Regions from separate parts of the Mus musculus genome. Here region 1 is linked to region 2. The links are chromatin loops, found by intact Hi-C in ENCODE. Cell type or tissue: heart. All regions are shown on one strand. Links, peaks and the distances in the headings refer to the core of each region. The heading gives the core; the rest is flanking DNA. Region 1 overlaps Rapgef4 (Rap guanine nucleotide exchange factor (GEF) 4). Region 2 overlaps Rapgef4 (Rap guanine nucleotide exchange factor (GEF) 4).

Evidence for each region. A loop is a pair of places that touch in the nucleus more often than their neighbours do. Peaks named below come from ENCODE experiments on the same cell type or tissue, not always from the same donor. Only the 100,000 strongest peaks of a DNase experiment are listed, where the experiment ranks them.
Region 1: it touches region 2 in a loop (5-fold over the local background); 6 of 42 quality-filtered maps call a loop at or near these places.

Annotation. Positions count from the first base shown.
Region 1 is chr2:72,090,338-72,101,184 of GRCm38, forward strand. All of the region lies in intron 4 of Rapgef4 (Rap guanine nucleotide exchange factor (GEF) 4), which reads left to right. Among named protein-coding and RNA genes, the nearest start is that of Gm29940, 41 kb to the left of the region's middle. In heart, for the core only: a CTCF peak has its summit at 6,180 (motif pointing right); a DNase peak (open chromatin) is centred at 6,194.
Region 2 is chr2:72,032,252-72,043,098 of GRCm38, forward strand. Rapgef4 (Rap guanine nucleotide exchange factor (GEF) 4) reads left to right here. Exons shown (of 31, transcript NM_001204165.1): 3 at 1,780-1,868. Among named protein-coding and RNA genes, the nearest start is that of Gm52555, 17 kb to the left of the region's middle. In heart, for the core only: CTCF peaks have their summits at 3,497 (motif pointing left) and 6,089 (motif pointing right); DNase peaks (open chromatin) are centred at 6,150 and 6,770; H3K27ac peaks cover 847 bases; H3K27me3 peaks cover 879 bases.

The DNA of each region.
Region 1 (10,847 bases), core at 1,653-9,652, 58 kb after region 2:
AAGCAGGTATCGATCAGGAGCTCAGTACTTGATGGACTGATGGCTCCAAATCACAGCCAGGCAGCTCTGAGAAGATGGGCTTATCTTCTCAGAGAAAGAAGATGGAGTACTTGGAACTGTGAGAAGGATTCTGGCGTCCATCCTAAGAGCATCAGGAAGCTACAGAGCCCAAGCTGCTGAGTAACAGACCTGGACCAGATTTTTAAAGATAATGTCTCTGGTTGGTTGTGGCACCGTGCAGAGTAAATCTGTTCTAGAATGTAGAAGACAATACACATTTCCCAAAGTTTAACCCAAGCCTAGATAGTCCTGAAGAAGTCCACCCAAGTCTTACTTAAACTAATATGAATTTGTAGTGAAAGTTGAGAAGCAGAAACTTTGAGATGAAATTTTTATAGTGGTATTTATTTGTGAGACTGGCCCTCCCTCCCTGCCTTTTTTTTTTTTTTTTTTTTTACTTTTTTGAGGTGTGAATAAGACATTTGTTTATTATTAAAAAAATTACAACATACACTTGGCTCTTGGTTCAATTTCCAAATTTTTCCCCAAAGAGGGAGGGAGGGAAGTAAATTCACAGGTAATGTAAATGCTAAGGAGTAGAGACTTGGAGAATATGATAAAGCTATCTATAGAAAAATAACAAGTTTGGGGACCAGTGAGATGGCTCAGTGGTTAAGATCATGTACTGCTCTTCCAGAGGACCCAAGCTCGGTTCCCAGCACCTCACAGCAAGTTGCTCCCGACTGCCTGTAACCCCAGTTCCAGGGAATCGGATGACTCTGGCCACCTTCAGTACATGCACATAGATGCATCCCATCCTCATGATTAAAACTCAGATAAATCTTAACAGAAATGGTAGGCCTATGTTTTATGCTTTCAGAGGAATGGGTATGTTACAGTTTGTTAATTTAAACAATTGTTTTTTGCTTTATGTGTGTGGATGTTTTGCCTGCATTTGTGTCTTTCCACCACATTGCCTGCCTGGTGCCCACAGAGGCTTCGGGGAGGATCTGAGATCCTCTGGGACTGAAGTTACAGATGATGGTGAGCTGCTGTGTAGGTGCCGGGAATTGAACCTGGTTCTTCTGGAAGTGATCTTAACTGCTGAGCCATCCAACTCTCCAACCCTATAATTTCTTTATTTTAAAACTCAAAATTAAGAATGCAAAAACTTGTTTAAAAATGATGAAAACAAACATGTTTTCTCCAAAATAGAGACGTTGCGTCTGTAGTTAGTCTCTACTAAATCCTATTGCTCGCAGCTGTTCTGTAGTCTTGCTGCCTAAAAGAAGAATAAAGGCCTTCTGTTCTTTCAATAATCATTGTGGATCTGGTCTTAAAGGCTTTGAGATACCCGCTGGGACAGCAACATGTTAAAGAGATCAAAAACTTTTGCATGAAAAACATACTCTGATATGTTTCTGTTTCCCAAATATTTGGAGAGACCAAGAAAGCATTACAGGCATCTGTAAGAGAAGCCCAAGCAGCCTAAGGTTTAAGCCCTGTCATCGGCTCCTCCGTCGGCTGCTTGCTGACAGCAGGTTACAACAAGGTTAATCATTCATTTGATGATAGGATCTTCAGCCTTGCTCAAATTTCTTATCAAGATAAACACTTGAGGTTATACTTGTAAACCGGATATTGACGGAGAAAGGAAGAGATTTTTCTGAAACCCTGAAGCTGGAACTCACTCAGGACAGTCGGAGGAACATCTGATTGCTGTCTCAGTGGATAGTATTGGGTTTTTTTTTTGTTTTTGTTTTTTTTTTTAATTCTGAGCTGAAACACTCATAGCTGACAGCTCTCTCTAGGATTTCCTGGGGCCATCTGCTGTTGGAGAACATAAATTGTAAATTTACCTTTGAACCACCAGAGCCTCATTGGCCTGTCCCCTGGCCACTCAGACTTCCAGTCTCAATGGTATCCAGGAGAGGTTTGACAGAATAAACAGTGGGGTTCTTGTCTGGGAGTGACTGCCTGGCAATTGTTTCATGGAAAACAGGGAGGGGTGGGGGACAACAACCCTGCTCTGTTCACTGGCTCTTTAATTTAGATTACCAATGATAAAGCCGGGCCAACGGCTAAAGAAAGGTAGGATGCATACGCAGACATTAGTGCTAATGTGCTGTAGAAAGACGAGATAAATCAGTCTAGCTCTCATACATCACTAAGGGAGAAGCTGATTGCAACTTGACCGTGTGCCTGAATGGTCCCATCAGTGAGACGAGCAGAACATGGATTAAAAAAATCTAGGATGTACCGTTAGGGCTACCGCTGCGCTGGACCTGGGAGAACTGTCTGGTTGTAAGTGTCAGTTTGTTTGTCGGTATTTACCAGTGTGTTCACGTCCAGGGGCTTATTTCTCTTCTCTGTTTTTTTATTTTTCCTGGGAGCTCCAGCATGTTTATTTGTAGGAGTAGACTTAATTCTGCATAAATGCAATCACCACCTAATAAAGTTCTAGGGAGAGGACCGTTTAGCTCAGTGTGTATCCAGGAGCGGCACCTGAGAAAGAAATGCTCATCATTACTGTCTATAGGAAGCCCGGGGGTGAGATTTGTTCTGTTTGTTTGTTTATTGTTTTGATTTTTTTTAAAAAATATTTTATAGGGAAGTGGGAGGTGAGAGGGATAAATGTGCATTTTAAATTAATAACTCAGTTATTTTGCTAGACTTTTAAAAAATGTATTTATAACAGTATTTCACGTATCCCTGTGAGCTTTTGTTTTGAAAACTGTGTTTGAATATATAAACCAGAGTGCTTGAAACACATTCTATTTTATGACTGGGATGTTTGTATTGTTTCATATCTGTTATTAGACAAAATAATCATAAAGGGTGTTTTCTGTGGACCTTTTTATATTCCAAAATTAAGTACAGATGGTAATTTCCAGCAGTTTTAAAAATTTGTCAATTATTTAATTTAGCATCACTTAAGCATCTGCACAAGGAGAAAGCTGAGACGGCGCAAGGCTGAATGGCTGAATGAACATTGATTGCTAGTCTGAATTGCATCTTTAAAGTTTCTTGCCTCAAATCTCTGATTTCATAGTTTATTTTTACCAAATTAGATTATCATATTTTATTATCGAGACCGTGAATGGGTGGGACTCTCACGGAGCCCACATTCCCGTTAGAGCAGAGCTTCCAGCGCCTGCAGATCCTTGCTGTGAGGGAAATTCTCAAGCCAGCTCGCAGAGAAGATTGCTTAAATAATGCAAGAGCAGGAGAGAGGCGAGATGGAATTTATGGCCCAGACACTGAGATCAAGCTTTTGTTCAGAGGGGAGGACCGTTTAAGTGCGAGCACGTAACATACACCAAGGCTCTGGGGAACTAATGTCACCGACTGAAATTAGTGGCCCCGTGATGCCGTGTACAAGACATTTCAAAACAAGCCTTAAAACAGCCCATTGAACCCATCGTGTGGCTGGCTGGAAGGGAGTAGGGGAAATTTGAAGGGCCAATCAGAAATGGGATCCCCTGCCTGAAAATTTCATGGGACAGAGGGAGAAGAGAGTCCCGCGCACAAGCGAGGGAAGAAGGAGGCTCTAGGAAGCCGGATGTCCGACTGCTGAAATGAAGCATGGCACTCTTGTTAGGAAAGAAACCTTGGCCAAACTGCAGCATTCTATGGACGACATCTTCCATCTTGTCCTAATTAGAGAAACATAGCTGCAGAATCCTAATCTCTTTAATTGTTGATAGAGGAGGCATGTGATTTGCTATAAATACACGGATGCATTCATTTCTGAAATAATGGCTGTTACCAAATATATTAGGCGGACAGGAGTGCTGGACTTGGGAAGCTGTGCTGAGTCGCTGTGTTCGAGAGGTAATGGACCCGTTGAGAATCACCGCACAGCTGGGCCAGCAGCTGTACCCAATGCTCTGTCAAGTTTGGCCTCTAATTTCCTTGAACTTGTCCTTGCTTGCCAAAGTGATGAACATAGCAAGAACTTGCTTAAAATGTGCCGGCTGCAAGTGACAAAGGCTGTTTCCAAGGAGTCTTTGTCAAAGCGGAGAAGTCACCAGCAGCCATGGCCCAGTGAAGTATTGATTAGGCAAGTGAAGTTTTGGGTCATCATAAAAGTGGAAACCAAAGGCAAAGTGGTAGAGTGAGGTGAACAGGAAACACTCAAAGGCAGCTTTGGATTGTTGCATACCAAACTAAAGGACATATGGAAAAATCCCAGAGTAATATCCAGCAATAATTATCCTGTCGTTAGGAAAAGTAAATAGTGCTGTAGAATTGGAAAGGAGCCCAGGAATTGCAACGCCTTTCCCCCTAACAGTGTATTGTTCTGATTTGGGGGGGGGGGCGGAATGGGCCAGAAGGAAGTGTCAGACAAGAGGGAGTTTTATATTAAGAAGCATCCTATGACCAAGCAATGCTAGCCAGGGTGAGAGAGCAGCCGGGCTTGCTTTCCTTCCAAGCCCTCCTCTCCAATACATCAAGGCTTTATTTGCCACCGTGTATCTGCCATGTTCCCTATAACGCCGTAACTAGATTAGAAACTGCGAAGGAAGATGCTTGCATTTATTCGTCTCTCTTACAAGTCTCACCTCTCAAAAACCATTGGGCTTGAGGTTGCTCCTTGATGCTAAACAGATTGAACAAGGAGTCTTTGCCATTTGAGGACTTCATTTACCCATTACAGTGCAGGTCACTTTCTGTCCCTGGATTCCAGAGCTAGGAGCCTGAACCTCTAGGAAATCCAGTTTCTTCGTTTGTGAAGTGAAGACACTGAGGCTCATCTTTCACTGTTGGGGGAGTTAAGGAAGCAGTGCTTGGGTACCCTCGCCTGGGAGGTGTGTCCTGCCCTCCCAAGACAAGAGCGTGTGATTCACCATGGAGACGGAGGGTAGCAAGGAGCTTGGCTGGCAGGAGAGCAAGTGTGCTGGGAGAGCTGACTGGATCTGCAGCAGGGCCTTGGGACAGAAGCTGTGGGGAAATGGCGAGGGGGCTGAGAGGGAGGGACCAAGGAGATCTCGGTGTGGCCATGGGGTGACTTAAGGGTGAAGAAGCAAGAGTGTGAAGAGTCACAATTTGGAGTGACAAGATGTTGGGTTTGATAATGAGCCAAGTGTGATTTATGCAGGCAAGTGTTTTCTCTGAAAATCAAAAAGCTAAAACAATACTGGGCTTCAGCAAATGGGAGGACCAAGAAAACTTAATGAGAGAAGAGATTAGAATGTTCTAGTTGACTTATGTAAAGGGAAAGGAGGTGGGGGGAGAATCAATAATAAGCCAATAATATAGGGCTGTTGCTGACGATAGTGGGAATTGCAAAGGGATGGCTTAAAATGGCAAATCGGTGTTTGGAGTTTTTCCCAGACAAGATGCACAATATCAAATAATAAGGCTGTTCTGAAGTCTTGGAACTTTTAAGTTTTCCTGAGTTAAAAAAAAAAATGCCACTGAAGCGATACAAATAATGTCAGGGTTGGGAAGGACTAGAGCACGGGGAATGGGAAAAAAAATCCCAAAATAGCCTGGTTTGCAAGAGGAAGTGGGAGCCAAAAGATGGCGGTTGACCTTGTGAGACATTTGCCATTCTTTCTGACCTATGAAGAATTATTCCTCGGATGCTTATTGTGACCTTTAAGGAACTCTAGACAAGCATCAGGATTGTCCCATACCCTTAGCAGGCAAACAGGTTGTAGCCCAAAAGTCCTCTTGGACAATATCATAAACACCTCTAGTCCACTTCTTCAAAAGGCTACTCAATCTATGTGGAGGCAGAAATCACATACTTTGCAATAAAAAAAATTAATAGCAAAATGCTTCTAAGGTTAGAAATTAAAATGTTAGTTTTGTTACAATTGCAAAATTAGTTTGTAAGTCATTCACAATGCGGGCCTCTTTCCTGTAACTCTGAGATGCTTCCTTGCCCTTCTTCCCTGCAAGCTGTGTGTTCTATGACTCTCCATGCTTATTACGGTTGAGACTGGTTTTGTAAAGGATTGCGCGCGCGAGAGAGAGAGAGAGGGAGAGAGAGAGAGATAGAGAGAGAGACAGAGAGAGAGCTGGGGTAGCTGGGCAACAAAAAAAGAGAGGAGAGACCTCAAGTTAAAAGACCGAATGAGAAGGAGATGGATGATCTAAAGAGAAATTAATAACGGACAGTGAACACAGAGTGTGTGTCTGGAGAGAGGATTGGACCAACTAGTTCTCAGAGCCGCCACCAGGGGGTGCCTAAGACTCAAAGACAACAAAGTTGTCTCTTGAGTGTGAAGCTGCCTGCATGGCTAAGTACCCTGAGGAATCCCTCAGGGACCCTTTGTGGTGGTACCTCTGCCAGGTTCCCCTGGTCTTGACTTCCTTCTCTGTTCAGTTTGGACACAATTGCTTATCATCTCAACCACTCATTAGCCAGACTATCAATTACCTCCTGTTCTCAACACCTATGTGCAGACCTTTGTATGAGGCCTCAAATTCTGGGCAAAACACACCTCCCCTCATATTCAGTAGATGGCCTCTTCTCTGCAAAGTTCCATTTTGGCTACACTGGTCTCTTGGCCTCTTAGCCCTGGCCACCACTCCTCTTCCCTCTGATTTCTTTCTCCCTTATAGCTATAATACAAGTCTTCTCCCTACTTTTGGATTAGTCATGTCCCTGTACTTTTATTTCATTTTTTGGTTCTGAGTTCTTGTTGGTGCTTTTGTTTGCCACTTGATTTCTTCCATTTCCTGCAACTTTTGCCTTTTCTTTTCTTTTATTAATTATTATTTTATTTATTTATTTACTTATTTAAGATTTATTTATTTATTGTTTGTAAGTACACTGTAGCTGCCTTCAGACACTCCAGAAGAGGGAGTCAGATCTCATTATGGATGGTTGTGAACCACCATATGGTTGCTGGGATTTGAACTCAGGACCTTCGGAAGAGCACTCTCCAGCCCAACTTTTGCCTTTTCATCTTCAGTGTACATGGGATGGGGGACGGCGGCAGGGCAACCACTCCCAATCTTCAAAATTAAACCTTAGTACAAGGAGATAAGTATGGATCGATTCGCATTCTTCTACACGATAACAACCAGTTGTGCCAGCACCAATTGTTGAAAATGCTGTCTTTCTTCCACTGGATGGTTTTAGCTCCCTTGTCGAAGATCAAGTGACCATAGGTGTGTGGGTTCATTTCTGGATCTTCAATTCTATTCCATTGGTCTACTTGTCTGTCTCTATACCAGTACCATGCAGTTTTTATCACAATTGCTCTGTAGTAAAGCTTTAGGTCTGGCATGGTGATTCCGCCAGAAGTTCTTTTATCCTTGAGAAGACTTTTTGCTATCCTAGGTTTTTTGTTATTCCAGACAAATTTGCAAATTGCTCCTTCCAATTCGTTGAAGAATTGAGTTGGAATTTTGATGGGGATTGCATTGAATCTGTAGATTGCTTTTGGCAAGATAGCCATTTTTACAATGTTGATCCTGCCAATCCATGAGCATGGGAGATCTAAAAAAAAAAAAAAAAAAAAAAAAAAAAAAAAAAAAAAAAATAAGTTTGTGTAGAAAACAATCACTTAAAACATTTTTTGTTAATTTACTTTTAAATATTCTTCTGCTTTACTTTAAAATATTATCAAAATACTTAGACTGTATATTTTTTCCTGTTTCCAACTCCTTCCAGGTCCATTTCCTCTCTACACAGCCAAGTTCATGCCATTTCTCTGTCTCCAAAAATTAAGAACAAAAAAATTAAAACAAAATAAATAAATTAACCAAATAAAAAATGTTGCACACCAAAAAAAAAAAAACAAAATTAAACCAAACAACCCCTTCATTCCCCCCACCATACACTTTTATATTCTTTGACCTTGCTTCCTTGTTAGAGTCAAACTTGGTAAAGGAAGTAACAGCATTTGTTGTATCCATTCTGTCCCTTCCCTGACACTCTTCAGTCATGATTTAATTTCTACCCAAGACACTTTATAGACTCGCCACTAGCTGAAGCCATCTGCTGCCTCCTTGTCCTGAATGTAGAGGAGAATCTGTTCTTCCTACAGCATCTGACATTGTAGGTCATGTCTTGAGATGCAGTTTTCTTGTAGCCTCCTTGTGTTCTCCCTTCCTTTCTTTACACGTGGTTGAAACACGGATAAGGTGGTGAACAGATGGCTTGAGAATTAAAAGGCCTTGCTAGGCAAGCATGAGGGCCAGAGTTTGGATTTCAATGTCTACTTGACAAATCATGTATGACCGTGGTGACCTCCAACACCGCGGGGTGTAGAGACAGGAGGTTACAGACTTCCAGCCTAGCTGGGGGGAGGGGAGGCTTCAGACTCAGGGGGAGATCGTGCCTCAAAGTAATACGATAGTGATAGGGGATGAACATAGAATCTCTGCTCTGGCTTCCACATGGGTGCACGTGTACCCCTCTCCCAAATGCATGCATACATCCCCCACATACACTCCCCATAAATAATAAAAATAGCATGGATGATATTTAGGGCACTATTCTTTTCTGATTTTGGCTAGTGGTAGAGAGGGACTCCATCCATTGGTGTGGCTTCTGTTAATGGTCGTGTGGTACTGGTTCCAGTGCTTGGTAACCCTGGACTTACATAGGGAAGCATAGCCTAGATCTCTACCCTGCCATTCCCTCCAAACCTACACCAGTGCAGTCAAGAATCGAGCTTGATCTTGTGCCTTCCTTTTTTTTTTCACAGTATAAGCTTCATGGCATTTGTCCCATGGAACAAAAGCTTTAGAATATTAACGTCTTTTCTGTCTTAAAAATAAAAATACAATTTGATTTTCTGTCCTCGAGATTGTTAAAAGATTCTGCAGAGTACCTGAAAAGACAGCTATGTGTGCTTTGGGTCTTTGAGTGTCTTAAGGTAACTTGAGTGATCCCACAGGAGCAGTGAGATACAAACTTTCAAATACTTTAAACTACGCTAGCTGGGGAAAGGAAAAGAGTTGGTGTTACTGGTGGTCAGAAGAATCATCCAAGAGAAGAGACTCCTGACTGTGAGTTTAAGAGCCCACGAAACACCCTTTGCTTTTCTAGATAGGTTGCCTATCATCTGAGTGTGCTACATTTGCTTTGAAATTGGGAATAATTAATTAAAAGACTCCAATTGTCAGCATTTCCTGAGTAAATGAATTGATAACTGAGAAGGTGTCTGTTGGTTGAGTGTCTTAGTTAGAATTTTATTGTTTTGAAGAGACATCATGCCCATGGCAACTCTTATAAAGGAAAGCATATAATTGGGGCTAGCTGACAGTTCAGAGGTTTAGTCTATTATTGTCATGGAGGGAAGCATGGTGGCACACAGGTAGACATGATACTAGAGAAGGAGCTGAGAGTTCTACATCTGGATCAGGCAGTAGGAAGAGACAGTGAGCCAATAGGCCTGGCTTTAGCTGCTGAAAACTAAAAGCCTACCTCCAAGTGACACACTCCAACAAAGCCACACCTACTCCAACAAGGACACACTTCCAATAATGGTACTCCCTATGAATCAAGAGGGTATATTTTCATTCAAACCATCACACTGAGATTTTATAATAAGCTGTGGGGAAAGAGAGCCAAGTTTATTGGCTTTCATCACTTTGAGCCTGATGAAATAGGAGCAGATTAACCTGTAAACAGGGGGTAAGAAACTGGTTTGAACTTTTGACTCTGGCTAACTCATGCAACGTTCCACGATGTAGAGAAAACAGAATTACCAAGTCAGACAAGTGGAGTCGAAGATTGCTCAGTCATGTTCTTTAAGGCTGTTTCTGATGATGTAGAAGATACCTGACCTTTCAAGAGCTAAAGTAGAACATGTTTCATAAATTCAAATCATGCCTTGCCTAAATTAATCCAGATTTTAATATTAAGCAGTGTCGATAACCCAGTGGAAATGCTGTATGCTTCAGTAGTTGGGCTCTCCCCATCCAGGCATGCAATTGCATTTTGCACAGGTTGCAATCGAAGGAACTCCAAACAAAAGCCGAATCCCAGTAATCAATCTCTGCAACAATGAAAACATGAACTAAATAGGTTTTGATCAATATTATTCACAACAGCTCATATCCTTAATGATAATCCTTAACTGAAAGAGAGGCCTTTGCTTCAAGGTTCGTTTGCGGTCCACAGAGAACTCTAAATTTGGATGATACCCCAATGCTTCGGGGGATATATGAGTCCTGTATTTCATTTTATGGAATTATAGCTGACTGCAAAATAGCATGCTTAGACCATCTCTAATTTTTTTAATCCTATTTATTTTGTTTGTTTCTTTTGTTTTCTGGGCACAGGAGCATGAAGAATTAAACCCATGCTAAACACATGCTTGGACAATGAAGTGCCTCCCACCCTGCACCAATCTAAGTCCTATTAGACAGAACATGCTGGGGAGTAGGCAGAGAGGAAGGAATGCTGGGGTGCAGGGTGATAGAAAGCCACATCTTGTTAAGTGTGCCTATGCCCACAGTGGAAAGAGTCAGCTGTCTGTGTGAACCCTCATTAGCTCAGAGGGCAGAATTATGGCTCTGCCTCTACCCTTATTGCTGACTTTCAGTCTCTCCTCTTGTGCAAAGAGGATTCTGGGAACTCCTAAAAGTTCTATTCTACCTTCGAGTGGTGGGACAGGTGTAAGTTCCTATAGAGTCACTTTTGGAACGCACCGAAGGACAGATCTGCTGCTATCGTACTTTTGAATTACATGTGCCAAGGACAATCTATCTGACACCTCAGCCCTTTCTGCAGCAGACTGACATGCTGAGCTATAGAGAGAGACGCCTTGTCTCCACCACTTACTGTTACCTGCAAAAAACTGAACAGAACTGCAAAATGGGTCCTGTGGTACTCAGCACTTCCTCAGTAGGGACAGAGGCTCTCGAAAAGATGC
Region 2 (10,847 bases), core at 1,436-9,435:
ACCTAGAGATGACTAATAATATTTAGTATGTGCCTGTTGAAATGTTTTCCCAGGTTCACACACACACATGGTCATGTTTCTGGTTTGAAAAGTTTCTTCACACAGGGACAAGGTTAGGTGGCTCTTTGGAAGGTTAGGTTTCAAGCATCCACTTGGGACCACTCACAATCCATGTAATTCCAGCTCCTGGGGATCTGAGATTCTCTCCTGACCTCTGCAGGCATATGTGTGCATGCATGCACACACACAGTCACTCATACACACACACACACACACACACACACACACACACACACACACTCACACACACTCACACAGAGTGAGAGACACATATTCTTACTCCATCTCTGTCCTGGCATGGATGTCCATGGCTCTCCATAACACACCCACTGATCAGGCTCAGAGCATACCCTCACCTGTGGTCCCCAGAAGCTGTGTCTTAGGCATTATACACCAGCCCTGCCAGGCCCCTGCTCACCCTCTGAGCAGGACTTCGATTTTCAGCAAGCCATTTGCTTGATCTCTGAGTACAAACATTAAAAAAAAAAAATCAGGTCATTCCATGTGGTTCCTTAGCCAACAGGAGAGTTGGTTTGTAGAGATTTTGGAGCAAGAGTTTCAGAGAATGATTTTCTTTTTCTCTCCTTTTTTAAAAGAAAAGGTTTATTTTATTTGTATTCATGTGTGTGTGTGTGTGTACATATGTGTGTGTATCTGTGTGAATGTCTGCTACACGAGTGCCAGTGCCCACTGAGGTCAGAGGAGGGGGTCGCATCCCCTGGAGCAGGAGTTTCATGTTAGTTCTCCAACTATGGAGCTGGGAAATGGGCTCATCCTTTGGAAGGGCAGCAAGCGCTCTCAGCTGCTGAGCCTTCGCCCCAGCCCTACCGATGACGTAGCAAAGTCTACTATTAGCATAATACTGGAGCTAGTGTTTGTCCTGAAGATCTAAATGGTTTCTCTCTGAGATTACAAACTCAGAGACAATTTAGGTTCAGCAATGGTGTGGATCATGGCCACGTGCAGAGGATGCAGAAAACAAACACGAAAACTGAGGGCTCAGTCTTTATAATTTTTTTATAAACAAAGAAAAAGAAGCAATCCTTTGGTAGGTTTAAAAGGAAACGTGTTACTCTAGAAACGACATTAGATCCATTCATTTAATTAACTAACTTCCTGACTTAGTTTTGCTAACTATTGGGCTGGCCACAGATTCATGGTCCTCTCACCTCAGCCTGAGTGCTGGCACTGTGGGCCACCACGGTGGTTTTGATGTCGACCCCTGAAGTTGGGTGGCATAACGTAGCAAGTCCAATAAGCCTTTCTCCTGTTTAGAGTCATCGTTTTCCAAGAATCACAGCATAGTGAAGTGTATTTAGGATGAGGACCACAGGATGTTAGTGAATTATGACAGTCCATGTTTTGTGTGGTGCTGGCTCCCCCAGAACTCACTATGTAAACATAGTGGCCTCAGACTCACAGAGATCCACCTTGGAGTGATGACGTTGAGCCAATGGATCTTCCTGCAGTCAGGGTGATCAGTTATTACAGATCAGTGTCTGGAGGCATTCTATTGATGGGTATCTGCTTCCTAGAATGTTGAATCTATCGGATAAGCTTTGTGGGTGGATGGCTTTGAGGAAAGCCATGTTGTATTCTTGTTGGAATGGATCAAAGAAGGGTGAGAATAAGCCAAGCTTGCCATGGCCAGTGGGGATCTATCAGGTTGCAGTCATCAAACCTGTACACGGTGTGCTGACATCACTGTTTCTCTTTCAGTGTTTCGCCAAGGGGATATTGGAACCAACTGGTATGCTGTCCTGGCTGGGTCTTTGGATGTTAAAGTGTCTGAGACCAGCAGTCACCAGGTAATCTACCCTGTCATTAAAACAGAAATGTGCTGGGTGTGTAGGTCAGTGGTGAGATACTTGCCTAGCATGTGTGAGGCCCCAGGTTCAATCCTCAGTAACATATCACATGCAAAATCAAATCAAATAAAGCTAGGGCGTATCATTACTGTTGTCTTTAGTAAGATTTGTTTTTCCTGAGGATTTCATATATGAGTACTGTATTTACACCATTACCAGCCCTCTATCTCCTGCTCCACCTCCTTGTACCCTCCCAGCTCCTTCTCAAATTCATGACCTTGTCTACCACATTTTAGAGACATATTTTCAAACCTACTTCCCCCACAGTTAAGTGTCCATTGAATTCCTTAGTTTAGTCACGACAAACACACACTGAGAGTCTCGTGTGACATAAGCTTGGTGTGAAGGGTTGGAACAGTCAGGACAGGGATGAAATGGCTGCTGGGTCAGGAGCTGCCAGCCTCTTGGGAAGTGCAAACAGTGCCACTGCAGTGTGACAGACAGTTTTGTCACTGCTGTACGAGGTGTGAGCACCAGGAAGGGTGTCTCTTGTGTCTCTCTGGGAGTCTTCTCTACATTGCCTGGTGACTTTTCTTTGTATTAGAAGTTGTCCCCATCAGCCTCCTGGGAGCTGCAGAGATGCAGGGGAAAGTGGCTGACAGAGGTCCCTCAAACACAGCTCTCTCCACATCCGGGCATGGTGGCGCACGCCTTTAATTCCAGCACTTCGGAGGTAGAGCCAGGCAGATCTCTGAGTTCGAGGCCAGCCTGGTCTACAGAGTGAGTTCCAGGACAGCCAGGGCTACACCTTGTGTGGAAAACCCAAAAACCAAAATCAAAACAAAAGCAGTCCCCCAAACAACCAATCAAGCAAAAAACACAGTCCCAACTCACCTGGGGCGTATGCAGAAGGAGGAAGGATGCAATAGACTCTATAGAGTTGTCCTCTAACCTCCACGTGTGTCCCATGGCATGTGTGCATGCCCCAAATGAGACATGAAAATGAATAAATTTAAATTTTATTCACTATGACATTAATCACATCCAAAAACCCTTTATGAGAAATCTAGTGTTTGACCAGGTTGGCCTAGAACATCTATCATAGCACTATATCCTTATGCCTATATACAGGGACTGGCTTCATCTGTAGGCACTTATATGCTGGTGTATTCGTAGGCTTGGATATGAGGCTCCATGACAGCGGTTCTAACCCTCCAGGCCCATCCAGATGCAGATCAACTAAATTTAAATTTAAATCTGACGTAGTTCAAAGTTTGAATTCTTCCTGTTGCCCACACACGAGAAAGAGTGAGTAGAGTTGGAGGTAGGAAGTGAAGAAAGAGAAAGAAAAAACAGTTACAAGAGATTGAAGCAGATTGGGAGAGGATAGCGCAGAGCTGTGCTCAGGGTCCAGTCACCGGAGAGGAGAGGAGAGAGCAGCCTTCCTTAGCTAGCCTGCGTCTCCATTTTCTTTCTCTGGGACCCTCTGTCTGTCTTCTCACCAAGTCAGAAAGGATACAGTGTCAAGCTCTCAAATGCACCCCAGTTTTACCCCTGTGTGGGGGACATTAGATGCTTTCTGGGCCAGAACTGAGCAGAGCAAGAAAGGCTTCTGGCGTAGGAGTGCCTCCTACAGGCGGCTGTGCACAGAGCATCCTACAAGCATCGCAGTGGCCATGCCCTGCGCAAGACCTGTGATCTCTTGGAAGCGCTGACTCATTTTTTCCCAGTGCTCATGCGGGTCAGGTGGGGCAGCCAGTTCCTTGTGACTCTGGGGCTTATGTCCTTGCCAACAATGGTGCCCGAAGGCTGGGGAGAGGGAAGGATAGAAGTGAGGCCAGCTGGCATCACAGTTGTGGGGAGAAGCCGATCCTGTCTTCTGCCTGTGATGCAGGCTCATAGTCCCAAGCCTTCACCAACACACCCACCCACTCATCCTTGACCACCTCTTAGATTTTGCGATGTGCGGTTAAATCAGCGTGGTTCTCCATTCCATAGCACACCCAAGCGGTGAAGTGGGATGGACAAGGGAAGAAAACGGACAACGGTAGGTTACAGGGTAGAGGCGTAACTGTTAGAAGGGATGTCGATGTGTTGTGTGGGCAGCTGGGAGAAAGAAAGGATCCTGACTCGGATGAAGGAGTGGGTGGTGGTGCCCCTGAAGAGGCAGGCATAGTATTTTTTGTGCTATAGATTTATTGGGTTTTATCGACTTGATACTTTTTCTTTTTCTGAAAAAGTTACCCTATTTCATGAGGCACCAGGAGGTTAAGAATGCATATATAAATATTCTATTTGCCTCATAAACTCCTATTACCTTCCGACCATTCTATATGCTATTTCCTTTTCCATCACTCACATTGTGCCAGGAGCTTAGGAACACCGTGTATGTGTGTGTGTGTGTGTGTGTGTGTGTGTGTGTGTGTGTGTGTGGCTTGAGCCCACCCATAGGTTGGCCCAGGTATGCTTCGTCATGCTCGTCCACAGAGAAGTCATGGTCTCCTTAGGATGATGGAGTGGCAAAGCTGAAGAGCTAGAGACCACTGGGACCCCCTGTCATCCCTGAGTCTTTCCTTTTCCATCAGTTAGTCAACATGCGTGGTGGCCTATTGAAGTGTCCAAAGGTGTCTCACTAGTATCCAGGGGATCTGCCCACCGGGATGCCTAAGATCACAGTAAAGAAATCCACCGATCCCACATTGTAGAGAAGTATGAAAATGATTCAGGGAGTGAGTGGGCCTGCCAGTGTCAGGCCTTCGCTGTGTGGTGAGGATGGGGCCCACTGGGCTTCAGGCCTAGGGATGGCTTACCTCCCCAGCACAGGGGTCCGGCCCACTGTCAGCAGCCAGAACTAGTTGGTGAGATAGGTCTTACTCAATAGCCCTGCTTGGCCCGAGACTTACTGTATAGAAGACAAGGCTGGCCTCAAACTCAGAAACGCACATACCTCTGTCTCCAAATGACACAAAATCCCATTGAGATCTGCATAGCTCATTTCTCAAGCAGTTACATTCTTCCTACTTCTGATGGACCCCAGAGCCACATCCTGCTTATGTGGCCTTGATTTCTGGGCAGCTAAGACCCCCCAAGCTGAAGGCTTCCAGAGCAACCTGACTGGGAGAGAGTAAGCCTCTGGATAGCAGGAGCACCTCCCACCAAGAGACCTTCCCCAAGACCTGATGCTCTTGTTCCCAGTTCCCGCATTGCTACTTTGTAACAACCGTGTTTGTCCTCAGCATCCTGGGAAATGCAGAGCCGCAACTCCTTGTGCCCTGGAGCTTTTAGAGACCTGCAAACCCTCACGCCTATCTTCGTGTTTTTATTCCATGCTTATTTTTCCTCACCACCAAGCTCGCTGCAATGTGCACTCACATCAGAGACATGTCTCCCAGCTTCTCAGACAGCCTTCTGGCCTTGGCCCTTCTTTTTGCTATCTTACAGAACTTTGACCAGCCAACAAGGGGGTGTGCCTACAGGCAGCATCCATGTCTAATGGTGTCCGACATGACATGTTCATGTAGGTTTCTGCTTGGCAACAGGCATCTTGTTTAGGAGTAGTCTCTCCAGTTCCCCAGTGACACTTTGTCTGCATCTCCAGGGACATCTTACCCTCAAAACAATACACACAAATAATAGCAATAGTGATGATGATGGTGGTGGTGATTATGATGATGATAGTAAACCTTAAAGTAGGCATATATACCTACTATATTAGACAACAGCACTCAACTCTCTCTCTCTCTCTCTCTCTCTGTGTGTGTGTGTGTGTGTGTGTGTGTGTGTGTGTGTGTACACAAGGCCTTGCTTTTCCCTGCAGATTTTATAGGTGAGGAGAATTTATGGTATAACAAATATTTAAATCCTAGAAACATGTATGCTTTTTTAGCAATTCTGGAAACACCTAAACTAAGGGAAATCTCCAATCATATCAATTCCTAAAGACTGACTGACTTTCATGTTTCAAAATAGAGAATGGTGCTTTATGATGTCACTAAAGCCTGTAACACTCACTGTTATCTTTATTTGATACAAACCCAGCAGCTGGGTTGGGTATGGCTATGCACAGTTAGATACGCTATGAACTGAGGCTAGTGGGTCCTACTCGCTGTATATAAAGCACTTAGTACAAAGCTTTGAATGAGCAGGGTCCCGGTGTTTTCTGCTAACTAATAAAAAGTTGATTGCCTAGACTGGAGAGCTGTTGGCTCCCATACCTGCAATGCTAGCAATGGTCACAAGAGGGCAGTGTTAGAACATGAAAACCAGGAACTGCAGCCCAGTATTTTGAAACTGCAGGAGTTTAAATTTTGTTCAGCCATTTCACTGGAGCAGAGATTCTGGGCTGCACTTGGCCTTGGTCTCCACTTCATTCCACCCCCTCATCTGTCATTGTGCCATTATCTGGCAATTTTTACTCTGGTTTTGAAAAAAAGACCTCTTGCTGTTTTTCTCTCTAAGGTCAAATAGAAAACCTTTAGTCATCCCTGCCTTTGCTTTTACAACACAGATGCCTTTGTTCATTGCAGTTTTGATTATTAAATTTGAAGTACAGCTCTCTCTCCCTTTCTCCCCACCCTCCTTCCCTCCCTCTCTCCCTCTTTCGCTCCCCCCCCTCTGTGTGTTTCCTTCCCTCCCTCCCTCCCTCTCCCCCGCTTCCTCTCCCTGATTCTTTCACTTGGCCACACACTCTGTTCGCTTTCCTTTCAGTGACATCACCATTTTTGGGAGACACTACTTGAACACATTTCTGAACAGTTTTACGAAGCCCAGAAAACGTAAAAGGTGGCAAGCTGGTTGCAGATGGTGTCACTGCTGACTCCCGCCGGAGCTCTGGCTGGGGCTGAGCTATTCATTAGGAATGGATATTTAGTTGACTTGGCATTCTGCACAACTCACCCTACATGTAGTTTTGTTGTTGAGTATTCTTTGTCCGGGTGACACAGTGCTGGCCAGTTCAGCTCTGCACTGGTTAGAAATGCCCGTGCCAGGCCGTGCTCTGCAAGCCAGCCCCAGCGAGCTTGCCTGATGTCCATCGGCTGCCCGACAAGCCGATTCCAGGGACACGCTCTGAAAGGAACCGGCCTTGCCGTTGCCGCTTGCCAGAAAACACATTTGACTTAGAAGTATCTTGCCTTCCTGCTTGGCAGTAAATCCTTTTGACACACGTGCAGTTGGATGCCTTGACAGACTCTGAAATTGGGTTCCATTTGATTTGATTACTTAAAAACGCTTAGAGAACTCAATAAATTCCAGGAGCAAATTCAAGCTCAGGAAGCAAAATGCAAGAGCTTTGAAACCTAGTGGCAAGTATAGGCTGGAAATGAACCCTGTAAAAACATCAGCTTTTAAAGAACTTATGCTTCTGAGTCTACCTATACACGTAAAGATAACCTAACACAAATAAGATTGTTAACTCTTGACTCAATGACACAGAAATGAATAAATTCTGAATAGCTAACAGGTCTGATAACTCTTCAGAATCACAGGATAATTTTTCATTTTCCATGAGTTCATCACAGACACAGCTCATGTCCCCAGATCATCTGCGCAGGCCAGGTTTCAGTGGACCATGATCGTACATTGTGACATGTAACCCTGGCCTTCTTACCACCGTGACCACTTCACAGTGTCCGTATGAACACATGTGAGACAGCTCTGGCGAGAATGTCTGCTTTAAGATGTGAGAACGCCACAATGCAGATGCACAAAGCAGATAAATTAAGAGGTGATTAGTCGCAGTACAAAAGGATTCTTTGATTTACAGCAGGATTGTCAGGAGGGTTTCTTTGAATACAAGCTCCCCCAGAGAGCTCAAGTGTTTTGCAGATCATTCAAACCACTTGACATCCAGACTGGGGGACAGAGAAACTTGGAATTTAAGTGTTGAAAGCCATCATTAGATGAAGCTTAATACAACACGACTATAGAGGTTCTCTGTTGTTTAAATAAAGGCAAAAATATAATTTGCTTTTTAGAAGTGTAGAAAACCTATACATGCGTGGCGATGTGACTGAGTTAGGAATTATATTGTATTATTTTTTATCTATTTAATTCTGGCAAGCTGACTCAGCCAGTAAAGGTGACTGCCACCAAGCCTGGTGACTTCAGTTCAAGTCCTGAAGCCCACACGCTAGAAAAAGAGAACCAACTCTTATAATTTCTCACAATGACCTCGTCGGGCATGCTATGGTATATGTATCACGGTAGCTTTCCCCCCCAATACAGAAATGTTTAAGATGTGTTCTGCTATTAATCTTTTTTAAACATTTATTTATTTATTTAATGTATACAAGTGATCTATCTGCATGTACACCTGCATGCCAGAAGAGATCATGAGGTCCCTTTATAGATGGTCATGAACCACCATGTGCTTGCTGGGAACTGAACTCAGGAACTCAGCCAGTGCTCTTAACTGTTGAGCCATCTCTCCAGCTGCTGATCTTGTTAAAGGCATTGTGACCATTTCACAGAGGTCTGAGAGGAGCCAAAGCCATGGAGGCAGTGTAATCTAGATCTGCCAAGGTTCAGGCCCCTTCCACATCAGCTCTGCCTGACTCTTGTCTCTGTGTGGACCTCCTTTGCCTCTTGTTTGGTGCCTGTCACCACAGGCTGGTTGGCATCCTTTGGTTTGGTCCCAGCATCTAAGATGGCTGTAGTTTTGTGTGGCAAAGACTCAGGCAGGTTTAGAAACTGGTACATGCAGACTGAGGTATACATGTGGACAGGGACTGTGTGGAATAATTGTATGCCAACTTGACACGGGCTGCAGTCGCCTGATAGGAGAGAACTCTGGAGTAAAAGCCTCATAAGATGGGGCTGTAGACAGCCTGTAGGGCATTTTCTTAATTAGTGATTCATGTCCGGAGGACCCAGCCAGTTCTGAGCGGGATCACTCCTGGGCTGGTGGTCCTGGGTTTTATAAGAAAGCAGGCTGAACAAGCCATTAGGAGCAAGTCAGTGAGCAGCAGCCCTCCATGGCCTCTGCAACAGCTCCTGCCCTGTTTGAGTTCCTGCCATGATTGGTTTCCATGATGAATGGTTATAAGGATTTTATGAGTGAAAGACAGCCTTTTCTTCCCAAGTTGCTTTGGGCTGTAGTGTTTTATCAAAGCGTTAACAGCCCTAGGTAAGTCAGGGAGTCAGAAGGCAGGCCCAGCGGGGAGCTGGACTCTACCCAGGTTCACTCGGAACTTTCCCCACAGAATGACTACCTGAGAGCCCTCGGTCTACAGATGTATTGTCAAATAATGCATCGGCAGGAACAGGAAGTCTGCAGCGAGGTAAAGAGACTGAGTAGTTTCTAGTCTCAGTTCTCCCTCTGCCTGTTTTGGATAAGATACTGAGCATCTTAGAGTCTGAATCTGTCTAACTTCTGAGACAGCGATAACAATGATGATAGTGCGGACCACTGTAATAACAGTCCTAACCTCAAAAATCCTACAGGCTTCAAATTCTGAAACTTTTGAGTGCTAGGAATGGAATTTTCTACGTCTGATCCGATATGACAGGTAATTCAGACACAGTTCAGGGAATGGAGTGATCACTTGGTCGATAAAATACCTGCCAGAGAAGCACTAGGACTGAGTTCAGCTCTCCAGTCCCCCAGGCATGGCCACACCATTGGTAGGTTCCAGGAACTGGGAGGGATGGAGGCAGGTGGGTCCCAGGAGATGGCTAGCCAGCCAGCCTAGCCAGTTGGTGAGTGCTGAAATCAGTGAGAGGCCCTGTCTCAAAGGATCCTGTCTCTGGTCTCCACGTGTGCACACACATGTATATACAAAACACAGCTTAGTGTGTGTACACATTTGTTTGGAATATTGCATGAAGTTATTTTCAGAATGTGCATAAGGAAATGTGACATAGAAGTGATTGTGTGTTTAGAGAGAGGTTCCTCCTGCAAAGTATCTCCCGATTTTGTGTGTGTGTGTGTGTGTGTGTGTGTGTGTAATGCAAATATCCCACAGTCTTAAAAAATGGAAACTCTTCTGATCCCAGGCATCTCGCTCAGCCTCTGTCATCAATCGGAACACCCAGGAGAGATTAAGCGTTTGTTTCTAGTCATGCTGTGTTCAAATAACACGGGCCAAAGAGACATCACGATCAGAACGGTACTGCGTCATGGGACAGCATTCCACTTCCATCCATGCAGAGGTCTTGTCCTGGGGATCTTACGCCACCTTCTGGCCTTCCAGGGCACTGCACTCTTTAGTTTTCAAACCTTTAGTTTGAAAGGTCCTCAAAGCTAATACACACCAGGGTATTTGCTCACCGCTGTTCCTGTTCCCAAGAAGGTCTGACTGCATTCTTCATTCTCTGTGGCACTGAAAACACGTTTCCCCCCCTCATTTGCCCTTAGTGAGCAATCTGCAGGCCAACAGAATAGACAGACACTGTTGTCAAGATTCCCTGTGCGATAAGCATGGCAATATGAGCCTACCTGTAGCCCATGAACAGGCTTTAAAGAAATGTCATGTCACATGTAGAGACAGACATGTTCAGTGACAGGCAGAGATGTTCAAGCTTTGAATTTTGACCTGTGAAAATCTAGAGAGACAGTAGTATGGATGCCGGGGAACTGTCTCTTTTAGATTCTCCCACATTTATCTTGCCTTTCAACCTGTGTGCTGAGTAATCTATTAATCCCAACGCTTAGGAGAAAGTTCGGATGTGATTTATTTGATAATTTTTCCCTAAGCCCATAGGAAACTCAAATTCCAATGTCGGTTAGTCTTTAGAAAATACAGATAGTTTCTGATCCCTTCCATTTCCCTGTGCTCAATTATCTCAGTGCTTAACCAAGACCTCCCGGATTCCAATTCCTAAGGAAATTTGTTCTTAAAAAGTATTCTGAACCTCGTGCAACTGAAGTTTGAAGCTTCTGACAAGGAGGAGAGGGTTCCCAGCCTGAAGTTCAGGATGAGAACGTGTGTTAGTTTGGATGCGGTGCTGGGTGGAATCCAGACCCTTGTGCATGCTAGG